Regions from separate parts of the Homo sapiens genome. Here region 2 is linked to region 1. Evidence: chromatin contacts called from ENCODE Hi-C or POLR2A ChIA-PET data. All regions are on one chromosome and are shown on one strand. Each heading gives the region's core, a stretch centred on a gene start or an enhancer-like site at or near the end of the contact. The rest is flanking DNA. Distances are from core to core; before and after follow the strand shown. Region 1 overlaps MAPT (microtubule associated protein tau). Region 2 has its middle 6.7 kb from the start of LRRC37A.

Region 1 (5,318 bases), core at 552-3,051:
CAGAGGAGGAAAACAGAGGCTTCTGTGTTGACTGGCTGGATGTGGGCCCTCAGCAGCATCCAGTGGGTCTCCACTGCCTGTCTCAATCACCTGGAGCTTTAGCACGTTTCACACCTGGGCCCCAACCTGGAGAGGCTGACCAATGGGTCTCAGGGGCAGCTCGGTTGCTGGAGTTTTTGTTTTTATTTATTTTTATGTATTTAAGGCAGGGTCTCTGTATTAGTCCATTCTCACACTGCTAATAAAGACATACCCAAGACTGGGTAATTTATAAAGGAAAGAGGTTTAATGGACTCACAGTTCCACATGGCTGGGGAGGCCTCAAAATCATGGCGGAAGGCAAAGGAGAAGCAAAGGCATTTCTTACATGGCGACAGGCAAGAGAGCGTGTGCAGGGGAACTCCCATTTATAAAACCATCAGACCTCATGAGATTTATTCACTATCATGAGAACAGCATGGGAAAGACCCGCCCCCATGATTCAGTTACCTCCCACTGGGTCCCTCCCATGACACATGGAATTATGGGAGCTACAATTCAAGATGAGATTTGGGTGGGGACACAGCCAAACCATATCAGTCTCCCTCTGTCATCCAGGCTGGAGTGCACTGGCATGATCTCGGCTCACTGCAGCCTCTACCTCCCTGGGTCAGGTGATCTTCCCACCTCAGCCTCCCAGGTAGCTGGAACTACAGGTACCTGCCACTATGCCTGGCTAAATATTTTGTATTTCCTGTGGAGACGAGGTTTTGCCACGTTGCCCAGGCTGGTCTTGAACTCCTGAGGTCAAGCAATATGCCCACCTCGGCCTCCCAAGGTGCTGGGATTACAGGTGTGAGCCACAGTGCTCGGCCTAAGTCACTGCAGTTTTTAAAGCTCCCAGGTGATTCTTCAGTGCAGTCAAAAGTGAGAACTGGCTGGGTGCGGTGGCTCATGCCTGTAATCCCAGCACCTTGGGAGGCGAAGGTGGGCAGATGGCTTGAGGTCAGGAGTTCAAGACCAGCCTGGCCAACATGGTAAAACCCCATCTCTACTAAAAATACAAAAGTTAGCTGGGTGTGGTGGTGCGTGCCTGTAATCCCAGCTACTTGGGAGGCTGAGGCATGAGAATTGCTTGAACCCAGGGGACAGAGGTTGTAGTGAGCCGAGATCGTGCCACTGCACTCCAGCCTGGGCAACAGAGTGAGATTCCATCTCACAAAAAAAAAAAAAAAAGCGAGAACCACTGTCCTAGGCCCTGATGTTTGCAGGCAACTAAAAAAGGAAGTGGACATCCCCAGTCAGCTGTGGCGCACCAAGAACAAGTCATGGGAACATAACCTAATTTTCTAAATGGGTTACTAGGCACTTAGAGCAAAACAATGATGCCGAAATCCTGATTTCAGCAAAGCCTCTGCCTGCCTGTCTTGGAAGTATCCACATGAGGCTGCTGGGGCCTTGGTGTCCCCAGCAGTTTCTAGTCTCTAGGTCTTGCTGTGGGTGTCTGTGCAGTGAGGGTGTGTGTGGCGCTGGGTGAGCTCTGTCTAGGCCTGGCACAGGATGCGGTCTGGTAGCTGCTGCTTCTCTTCTGCAGAAGCGCAGCCAAGCACCCTCTGGGGTTTCAGGCCCACACCCAGCCTGAAGTTCTGGGAGTGGCTCACTTTCCAACCTTCAGGGTCTCCCAGCAGCTGACTGGGGAGTGGTGGAGGGAAAAGGGATTGTATTAGTCCGTTTTCACGCCGCTGATGAAGACATACCCGATACTGGGCAGTCTAAAAGATAGAGGTCTGATGGACTCACAGTTCCACGTGACTGGGGAGGCCTGACAATCATGGTGGAAGGTGAAAGGCTTGTCTCACACGGTGGCAGACAAGAGAAAAGAGCTTGTGCAGGGGAACTCCCCTTTATAAAACCATCAGATCTCGGGAGACTTATTCACTATCATGAGAACAGCACGGGAAAGACCCTCCTCTATGATTCAATTACCTCCCACCAGGTCCCTCCCACAACATGTAGGAATTGTGGGAACTACAATTCAAGATGACATTTGGGTGGGGACACAGCCAAACCATATCAGGGCGTCCCAGAAAGGGTATAGGGTCTGAGACCCAAGTCAGCATGAGAAAGTATGCTTCTCATGGTGGCCCAGTTGGGTGGAAGTGGCAGCCGGGCCGTCTTTCCACCAGGCCACTCAAGTAGCAGCTGAGAGACCCCTGCCCTGGCCAGTCCCCGCCCTCCCCTCTTGCCACTGCCTCTGGTTCTGAACAGATGGGCACCCTCATCTTGTATTTGTGATTAATGTCTAACAATGTAGTTTTGTGAGAAGGGTTTGCTGATACAGCCTTGCTGCAGATGCTGCGAACTGTGGCCTGGGGCAGACCTTACCTCCAGACACGCCCTGAGGCAGGGGAGGGCACTGGCCCGTAGCTGGCCGAGAGCTCTCGGGTTGCGCGACAGGGATACTTTTCAGCGGCTGGGTCGCTATCCAAAGTGAGAAAACGAGGAGGGACCAGGAGGCTGTCCGCCTCAAGAGATGTGGGGGCCAGGTCCAGTTATCTGGGGAAGCAGTAAGCTTCTCTGCTGTTTCTAACCCCAGGCCTCCCCTGGTCTAAGGCAGGGCCTCCCAGCCTCGGGGCACTTTAAAGATATCTGGGCCTGGCCCCATCCCCACAGTCTGACTGAGTGGGTCTGGATAGGGCCTGAGCATTGGTGATTTCCTGGGTGAAAGGAGGCCCCTCACAGTCTCTGGAAGCTTCTCTGTGTTAGGAAAAGCTCTGGGCTTGACTCTGCTTTGAAAGTCAAGATCCGCAAATCCTCTCAGCCTCAGTTTCTCCTTCAGCAAGATGAAATGGAAATGCTGTACCTACGTCCCGGGGTGGTTGTGAGACCCAAAAAAGACAATGTTCTGGAAGGTTCCTGGTGCGTTGCAGTCCTCTAAGAACCTGAGTTAGAGCCACGCTGAGTCTCAGCTTCTTGGCTCCTTCTGTTTCAAACTCGTCCATGTGATAGCTCAGGAAGGGTAGGCAGGGCCCTGCCCCCTACTCAGAAAACACCATCCTGGTCCTGGGGATCCCCGCAGCATTAGTCCCCTGTTTTCCCAGTGTATTGAGAAAAATTGCTAACAAGCAGTGGGGCACACCACCAGCCTCCTGGGTTCCTTTCAGTTTGGGGATTTTTGGACATTCCCAGGAATGTCTTAAAAAACACTTCAAAAAACATTAACATAAATATTTTTATCAAAGCCTGTATTAAATGGTCTTTCAAGAAAATACAGTAACAGGTCAGGCATGGTGGCTCATGCCTGTAACCCCAGCACTTTGGGAGGCCAAGGCAGGCAGATCACCTGAAATCAGGAGTTCAAGACCAACCTGGCCAACACAGCCAAATCCCATCTCTACAAAAAATACAAAAATTAGCTGGGTGTGGTGGCACACACCTGTAGTCCCAGCTACTTGGGAGGCCGAGGCAGGAGAATTGCTTGATCCCGGAGGCGGAGGTTGCAGTGAGCTGAGATCGTGCCACTGCACTCCAGCGTGGGTGACAAGGTGAATCTTTGTCTCAAAAAAAAAAAAAAAAAAAAGATAAAATACAGTATACAGTAATAGAGAACAATCCTTTTTTCAAAGTAGTGACCCCAAATGAACAAAATATGCATCTAGCTTAAATGCGAACCTGGTTTTCTCTACGCCCATTCAAGCCCCTGCAATAGGGGCCCTTCACCCCGCATCCATGGACTCCTAAAATTATATGGAAAATGGCTGTGTGTGAGTGTGGATGGACATGTGCACACATATTTTTGGCTTTACCAGATGCTCAAAGAGCCTAGGACCCAAAAAGGGCTGAGAATGACCGTGTCGGCCACTTCAGGGTCATCAGGAATTGCTGTGCACTGCTCACTTCTCCAGTGAACACTTTCTGCTTCTGTGTTTCCTGGTATCCTTTGGGACTCCTGGCTAGGTCATGTGTTTCTCTACTTTCAAAAGGGCTTCAGCCAGGCACGATGGCATGAGCCTGTAGTCCCAGTTGCTCTGGAGGTTAAGGTGGGAAGATTGCTTGAGCCCAGGAATTTGAGGCCAGCCTGGGCAAGTAGATAGGTAGATGATTGATAGATAGATAGATAGATAAATAGATGGATAGATAAGTCGCTAGACAGTCATCCATCCACCCATCCACACATAAAAAGGCCTTTGTCATGTCATGTTTTGTGGCCCACCTGCCAGTGTTGCCCACAGTTGCTGCCCCTCCAAACTCATCAGTCACTGGCAAACAGGAGGAATGTGTGGCTCATGTCTGGGCATCAGTGGCTGTGGGAGACATCCTTGATCTTCTCCAGCTTCTCCTTCCACATTTTCCTTTGCAATCTGGCAATATCTATTAAAATAAAATGTGCATGCCTTTTGACCTAAGAGCTTCACTTCTAGGACCCACTTACACGTGTGTGACATGATGTTCATACGGGTTTATTTATCTGAGGTTGTTCATACACACCATTGCCTGTAATCACTAAAGGCGGGAGCAGCCTACACATCCATCCACAGAGGAGTAGATGCCTTTTGGTACATCCGTGGCGACGGAATACTAAGCAGCCTGTGTATCTATACACTCACACGTGTTTGTTTATGTGTGGAATATCTCTGGAGGGTACACAAGAAACTTAAAATGATCACTGTCTCTGGGGAGGGTACCTGGGTGCCTGGGAGGCAGGTCAGGGAAGGAGTGGGCACAGGTATTACCAATTGGAAGACAATAAAAACAACAGCTCCTGGCCAGGCGCAGTGGCTCACGCCTGTAATGGCAGCACTCTGAGAGGCTGAGGCGGGCAGATTGCTTGCGTCCAGGAGTTCAAGACCAGCCTGGGCAACATAGCAAAACCCCGTTTCTATTAAAAATACAAAAAATTAGCCAGGTGTGGTGGCATGCACCTGTAATCCCAGCTACTCGGGAGGCTGAGGTGGGAGAATCACCTGAGCCTGGGAGGTCAAGGCTGCAGTGAGGTGAGATTGTGCCACCGCACTCTAGCCTGGGCGATAGAGCAAGACCCTGTCTCAAAAACAAACAAAAAACAGTCCCTGGCACTCTGGGCCAGGCCTGGCAGGGCAGTTGGCAGGGCTGGTCTTTCTCTGGCACTTCATCTCACCCTCCCTCCCTTCCTCTTCTTGCAGATTGAAACCCACAAGCTGACCTTCCGCGAGAACGCCAAAGCCAAGACAGACCACGGGGCGGAGATCGTGTACAAGTCGCCAGTGGTGTCTGGGGACACGTCTCCACGGCATCTCAGCAATGTCTCCTCCACCGGCAGCATCGACATGGTAGACTCGCCCCAGCTCGCCACGCTAGCT
Region 2 (5,597 bases), core at 1-2,500, 270 kb after region 1:
GAGTGAGAGGAAGTTTCTTTAAAAATAAAATGTATAAAGAAGTGAGTCACGTTAGATTATCTGAGTGTTAGATAAGCTGAGGTGGTGTGGGGATATGGTAAAGCTCATGACACTGGTATGTGAAGGACTGAAGTTTGTCAAGCCCTTCACTAGACTAGCTGAGAGTCAGTAAATAATCACTCTAAGATTGGAAACTTGAAATCCTAACATTGGAAACTTGAAATCCTAGAAATGCTTCCAAAATTATGCCAGCTGATTTCATTTTCAAATGCTGCACACAGAGGGGCTCTCATCTGTAAGGAACGGAGCACCCTCTTCAACTCCTCATCATCCTTCTCTGTTAGTGGTGTGAGCACTGTCATGACATCCTCTGTTGACTGGCACTGTGGACAGACATACTCATCAATGAGCTCTGCCTCACTCTGCAAGATGCCAATGCAGCACCCATGGTACCAATTCTGACACCGATCATGGCCAATAAAAAATCTGCAAGATCCGAAATGGAAATGTGAGTTCAAAACAGATGGGATGATGTTACTTATAATAAAGCATGCACCTGAAAATTTGCTAAACCCTGGGATATAAAATAGTTTTAGTATTGTGGTTTTAATACTTTCAAGATCGACATTCCAGTACATTAATTTAGTATTTTTGATGTTAAGAACAAGCAGTAAAAAAATTTATAAGAACACTGTAATTTTGGAGAACCAATTTAAAGATAAATATGAAACATTCAATTGATTTTAAAGCTGAAAACAAGTCACAAATCTTTCAACTAGTACTGTACCATGTGGGAGTTCAAAATCCTATAAGGTAATAACAGAGTCTCAAAGCTTATACCCAAATTAGTGTTTTTCTAACCTATAATAAAGCACCATTTCAAACACTGATAAAGTCCAAACAAGTCAAGCTAGTTTAATCTCATTAATTTCTATGTTACATATTGAAGAATCAAATCTACCATTAAACCACATTTTCCCCAATGTGTCTCAAACATTCACTATGAAGCAAGATAAATTTTGAAGGGTAGGTAAAAAGGGAAAAAGAGAAAAAAAAATGAAAAGGAATTTGTAATGTAAGTGTATAACAAATGTAGAAAAAATCTGCTTTTTATTTTAAAGTAAATAAGTAACCAGTCAGAGCAATTTGGCTTCCTAAATTATTAAATGTGATGCTCTTATTAGAACTCACTGTGACTGCAGGTGTTCTGCAGATACAGTACAATTCCTCACTGCTGCCCTCTTGTGCCCATTTACAATCATTACAGATGTACACATCCATTTTCTTAGCCTCCTTTTCTGCGATGCCAACACATTCTCCATAATAGCAGTTAGTACAAAGATCACAGCCAATATAGAACCTAGAAGTATTCACAACGAAAATGACAATGTAATTGTCGTTTTGAGCTGCATGGTACTTAAATCTGTCTTCCCTGCCTTGCTTCATTTTTTTACAGGATAACTTCCTGCTATGAGTCAGCTAAACATTCCTGAATCCAACCATTCTACCCCTGGCAAACTCCAGTATCTGATGCTCTATCACATGTGCAAACAAAGTCACTCACATGGGTTTCAACAAGTACACTGCTTAGTGAAATATGGGTCTTTAAAAACATACTGGAATTTGAAAAAATAAACCACACACTGATGGTAATGTCTTCCTCTGAATGAATGTGTGCAAAACTGTAACAGGCACAAAAACCAAAGCCAAAGAATCAAAGACTTACACCTGTCAAACCTATTCCACAGAAGCCATTTCAATATCAGGGCTATTTCTTAGATAGGTTTAAAAATGTATCTCACAATTTAAATTTGAAAACAAAGCAAAGCGCAAACACCAAGTAGAAGTTACACTACAAGGACCATGCAGGTCAGCCAGGTGTAGAAGATAAACGGTCAAAATATGCTAAGAAGAAGAAAACTAAGAAAGGTACATAGAGCAATTCAATCTCTACCAGGTTTTCTGAATAAACATTGGAATTTAATCGAATTAAAAATAATTTCTCATAATGGAATATGGCATGGGCCACTTTTTCAGTTAATATAATGTTTGTGACAATGTGGGCAGTGGCCTGGCTAGTTAACGGGTAGGGAACGTGGAAGGAGCTGCTTCAGTTCAACATCGGGGACATGGTATGGGGAAGGATGCAAAGATAGTTATCCAGAATCTGTCTACACTGCTTGGCAGGGTCTACACTGCTTGGCAAGGCGGAGCTGTGTAAGTGTGTGATTGTGGAGTGCACAGTGGCCTCTGTAATAAAAGACGTAATGACAAAAGAAAAAGTAAATGTAACAAACGCTTATACAGTGTGTCTACAAGTGTTGATAGGCACAGTGTAGGAACATCATGTCAAAGTCATAGTGAGAATTACCATGAATCACAGGGAAGCAGGCTGGCTTTGCCGATACCATTGGCACTCCTAGCTCTACCAAGGCATTTCTTGGTAGATTCACCTAGAGGAATGGAAGTCGTCCTCAAGCTTCAAATTGACCTGCTTCATGAATGTGAAGGAATAATACATGGCTATGTAGTTTATCCTGTTACCACTAACTTTTTTCTTTTGTCTCGCTGTATAACCCAGGCTGCAGGGCAGGGGCAGGATCACGGCCCCCTGCAGCCTGGACCTCCCAGGCTCACATGATCCTCCCACCTCAGCCTCCCGAGTAGCTGGGACTACAGATGTGCACCACCAGGCCCGGCTTTTTTTTTTTTTTTTTTTTTTTGACGGAGCCTTGCTCTGTCTCCCAGGCTGGAGTACAGTGGCATGATCTCGGCTCACTGCAACCTCTGTCTCCTGGCTTCAAGCAATTCTCTTGCCTCAGCTTCCCAAGTAGCTGGGATTACAGGTGTGTGCCACCACATCTGGCTAATTTTTGCATTTTTGGTTGTGCCACGTTGGCCAGGCTGGTCTCAAACTCCTGACTTCAGGCGATCCACCTGCCTTGGCCTCCCAAAGTCCTGAGATTACAGGTGTGAGCCACAGGGCCCAGCCTCTTTTCATATTTTTTAAAAAAAGTTTTAATGAGCAGTGAGGACGACCAGAGGTCACTTTCGTCACCATCTTGGTTTTGGTCGGCTTCTTTACTGCATCTTGTTTTTTCTTTTTTTTTTTTTTTGAGACTGGGTCTCACTCTGTCACCCAGGTTAGAGTGCAGTGGCACAATCTCGGCTCAGTGTACCCTGCACCTCCCAGGCTCAAGTGATCCTCCCACCTCAGCCTCCCAAGTACCTAGGACCACAGGCACGTGCCACCAAGCTCAGCTAATTTTTTGTATTTTTGTTAGAGACAGGGTTTCACCATGTTGGCCAGGCTAGCCTTGAACTCCTGACCTCAGGTGACCCATCTCAGCCTCCCAAAGTGCTGGGATTACAAGCGTGAGTCTCTGTGTCTGGCCAACATACTATTGTCTCAATATGCATTTTGCCATACTTTTTAAGTGCATCTCTTCTGCTATCCTGTAGTACAACTTACTCTTGGAAATGATCAAAGCAAACTATATTACCCTAGGGACAAACCCATTGTGATTGGCATCCACGAACAAATTTGGTGTAAAGAAATCATATCTATGACCAAGAGGGTTTCTTTCTTATTTGGAGATAAGAGTCTCACTTTGTCACCCTGCCTGGACTGCAGTGACATAAACACGGCTTGCTATAGCCTTGACCTGCCAGGCTCAAGTGATCCTCCTGCCTCAACCCCTTCAAATAGCTACAGGTGCTCACCACCATGCCCAGCTACTTTTTTTTTTGTAGAGATGGAGTCTTGCTGTGTTGCCCAGGTAACTTACCTCCTGAGCTCAAGTGATCTGCCTGCCTTTGCCTCCCAAAGTGCTGGGATGACAGTTATGAGCCACTTGTACCCAGCCATAAGAATATTTCTTAAAATCTGACTTAAAATTTTTTTAAAAAATTCTTTTAGAGATAGGGTTTCACCATGTTGGCTAGGCTGGTCTCGAACTCCTGACCTCAGGTGGTCTGCCCACCTTGGCCTCCCAAAGTGCTTGGATTACAAGTGTGAGCCACTGTGCCCAGCCAAAATCTGACACATTTATAAATTTCTACAATAATTTTAAATACCAAAAATATTCCCAAAACGTTTCATCATGATTATTTTTCTTCCTAAATCTTATAGTCTCTCAGAAAAATAACTTAGCCCACGTTTCCTTTAAAGAGTTTTTAATTTTTTTAATGAAGGGCCGAATTAATTTTATTTTTCCTTCTTTGAAAAAATTCATCCAGCACACTGGCTCACACCTGTAATCCCAGCAGTTTGGGAGGCCGAGGGCGGAAGATCACTTGCGTCCAGGAGCTCAAGAGCAGCCTGGCCACATGGTGAAACCCCATCTCTACTAAAAATACAAAAATGAGCCAGGTGTGGTGGCGCATGCCTGTAGTGCCAACTACTTGGAAGGCTGAGGTTGGAGGCTCCTTTAAGCCTGAGAGGTGAAGACTTCAGTGAGCTGTGATGGCACCACTGTGCTGCAATGTAGATGACAAAGTGAGACCCTGTCTTAAAACAAAACAAAACAAAACTTTTTTTTGGAGACAGGGCCTCACTTGATCGCCCCGGCTAGAGTACAGTGGTGCTATCATGGCTCACTGCAGGGTCGACCTCCTGGGGTCAAGCAGTCCCCTGGCCTCAGCCTCGCCAAGTAGCTGAGACTACAGGTGTGCATCACAACACCCAGCAAATTCCTTTTTGTAGAAACAGGGTTTTGCCATGTTGCCCAGGCTGGTCTCAAAATCCTGGCCTCAAGTGATCCACCCACCTCAGCCTTTTAGAATGCTGGGATTACAGGCTGTGAGCCACAACTCTCTTGGCCTATAAATGATAATTTAAGTGAATCTCTGAAGCTACAGTTTTTTGTTTCGAGATGGAGTCTCGCTCTGTCGTGCAGTGGCATGATCTCGGCTCACTGCAACCTCCGCCTTCTGGGTTCAAGTGATTCTCCTCCCTCAGCCTCCCAGGCAGCTGGGATTACAGGTGCCTGCCACCATGCCTGGCTAATTTTTGCATTTTTAGTACAGACGGGGTTTCGCCCTGTTAGCCAGGCTGGTCTCGAACTCCTGACCTCAAGTGATCGTTTCACCTCAGCCTCCCAAAGTGCTGGGATTATAGGCATGAGCCATTGCGCCCAGCCTCTGAAGCTATAGTTTTATAGATTCTAAAGCAGAGACTTCATATAGATGTCTATGAAAAGCCAAAAACAAACAAAAAACCCACAGGAAAACCTGATTCCCCACGCCAAAATTTCAAGGATTTGCCTAAAGGTAAGGTCCATCTGTACCTGAAATAAGTTTGCTGTGCCTCTTTTTCTGCAGGGTAACCCAGCCCTATGCACCAATCATTACATGACTACCTCAGGAAGCTTTTAAATATATCACAAATATTTTACCAAATAAACCTGAATGGCCCTGGTTTAATGAATCTGCTTCTCTGTCTATAGACTATCTAGTCTCATAAAGTCAAAAGAGAAGCAATGTGACAAATTATTCAACAGCCCTTCTCTATTTATAGAGAGAGACTGAACTTCTTCTTTGGTTAGAAAGAAAACCTTGAGTTTCATTTCCTAGTTCATATATTTTTATAACATCGT

The links. Hi-C counts contacts between places; a loop is a spot of excess contacts on that map. ChIA-PET counts read pairs that join two places held with the same protein, here RNA polymerase II (POLR2A). Pooled maps may share reads with other maps.
Region 2: a loop to region 1 is called in a pooled map, with 4 times the contacts of the local background. The contact joins two enhancer-like sites. A Hi-C loop is called at or near these places in 1 of 50 pooled maps. POLR2A ChIA-PET finds 5 or more read pairs at or near these places in 2 of 52 experiments (Caco-2 and naive thymus-derived CD4-positive, alpha-beta T cell).

What each region holds. Positions count from the first base shown.
Region 1 is chr17:46,018,815-46,024,132 of GRCh38, forward strand. MAPT (microtubule associated protein tau) reads left to right here. Exons shown (of 13, transcript NM_001377265.1): 13 at 5,142-5,318. Among named protein-coding and RNA genes, the nearest start is that of STH, 22 kb to the left of the region's middle. RefSeq lists an enhancer at 4,688-5,306. Within about 2 kb of position 1,802, at least 6 of the 41 ENCODE cell types and tissues checked have a DNase peak (open chromatin) inside an H3K27ac peak, as active enhancers do.
Region 2 is chr17:46,285,606-46,291,202 of GRCh38, forward strand. It overlaps a transcript of LRRC37A not described here and a transcript of ARL17B not described here. Among named protein-coding and RNA genes, the nearest start is that of LRRC37A, 6.7 kb to the right of the region's middle. RefSeq lists an enhancer at 2,559-3,059. Within about 2 kb of position 1,251, at least 4 of the 41 ENCODE cell types and tissues checked have a DNase peak (open chromatin) inside an H3K27ac peak, as active enhancers do.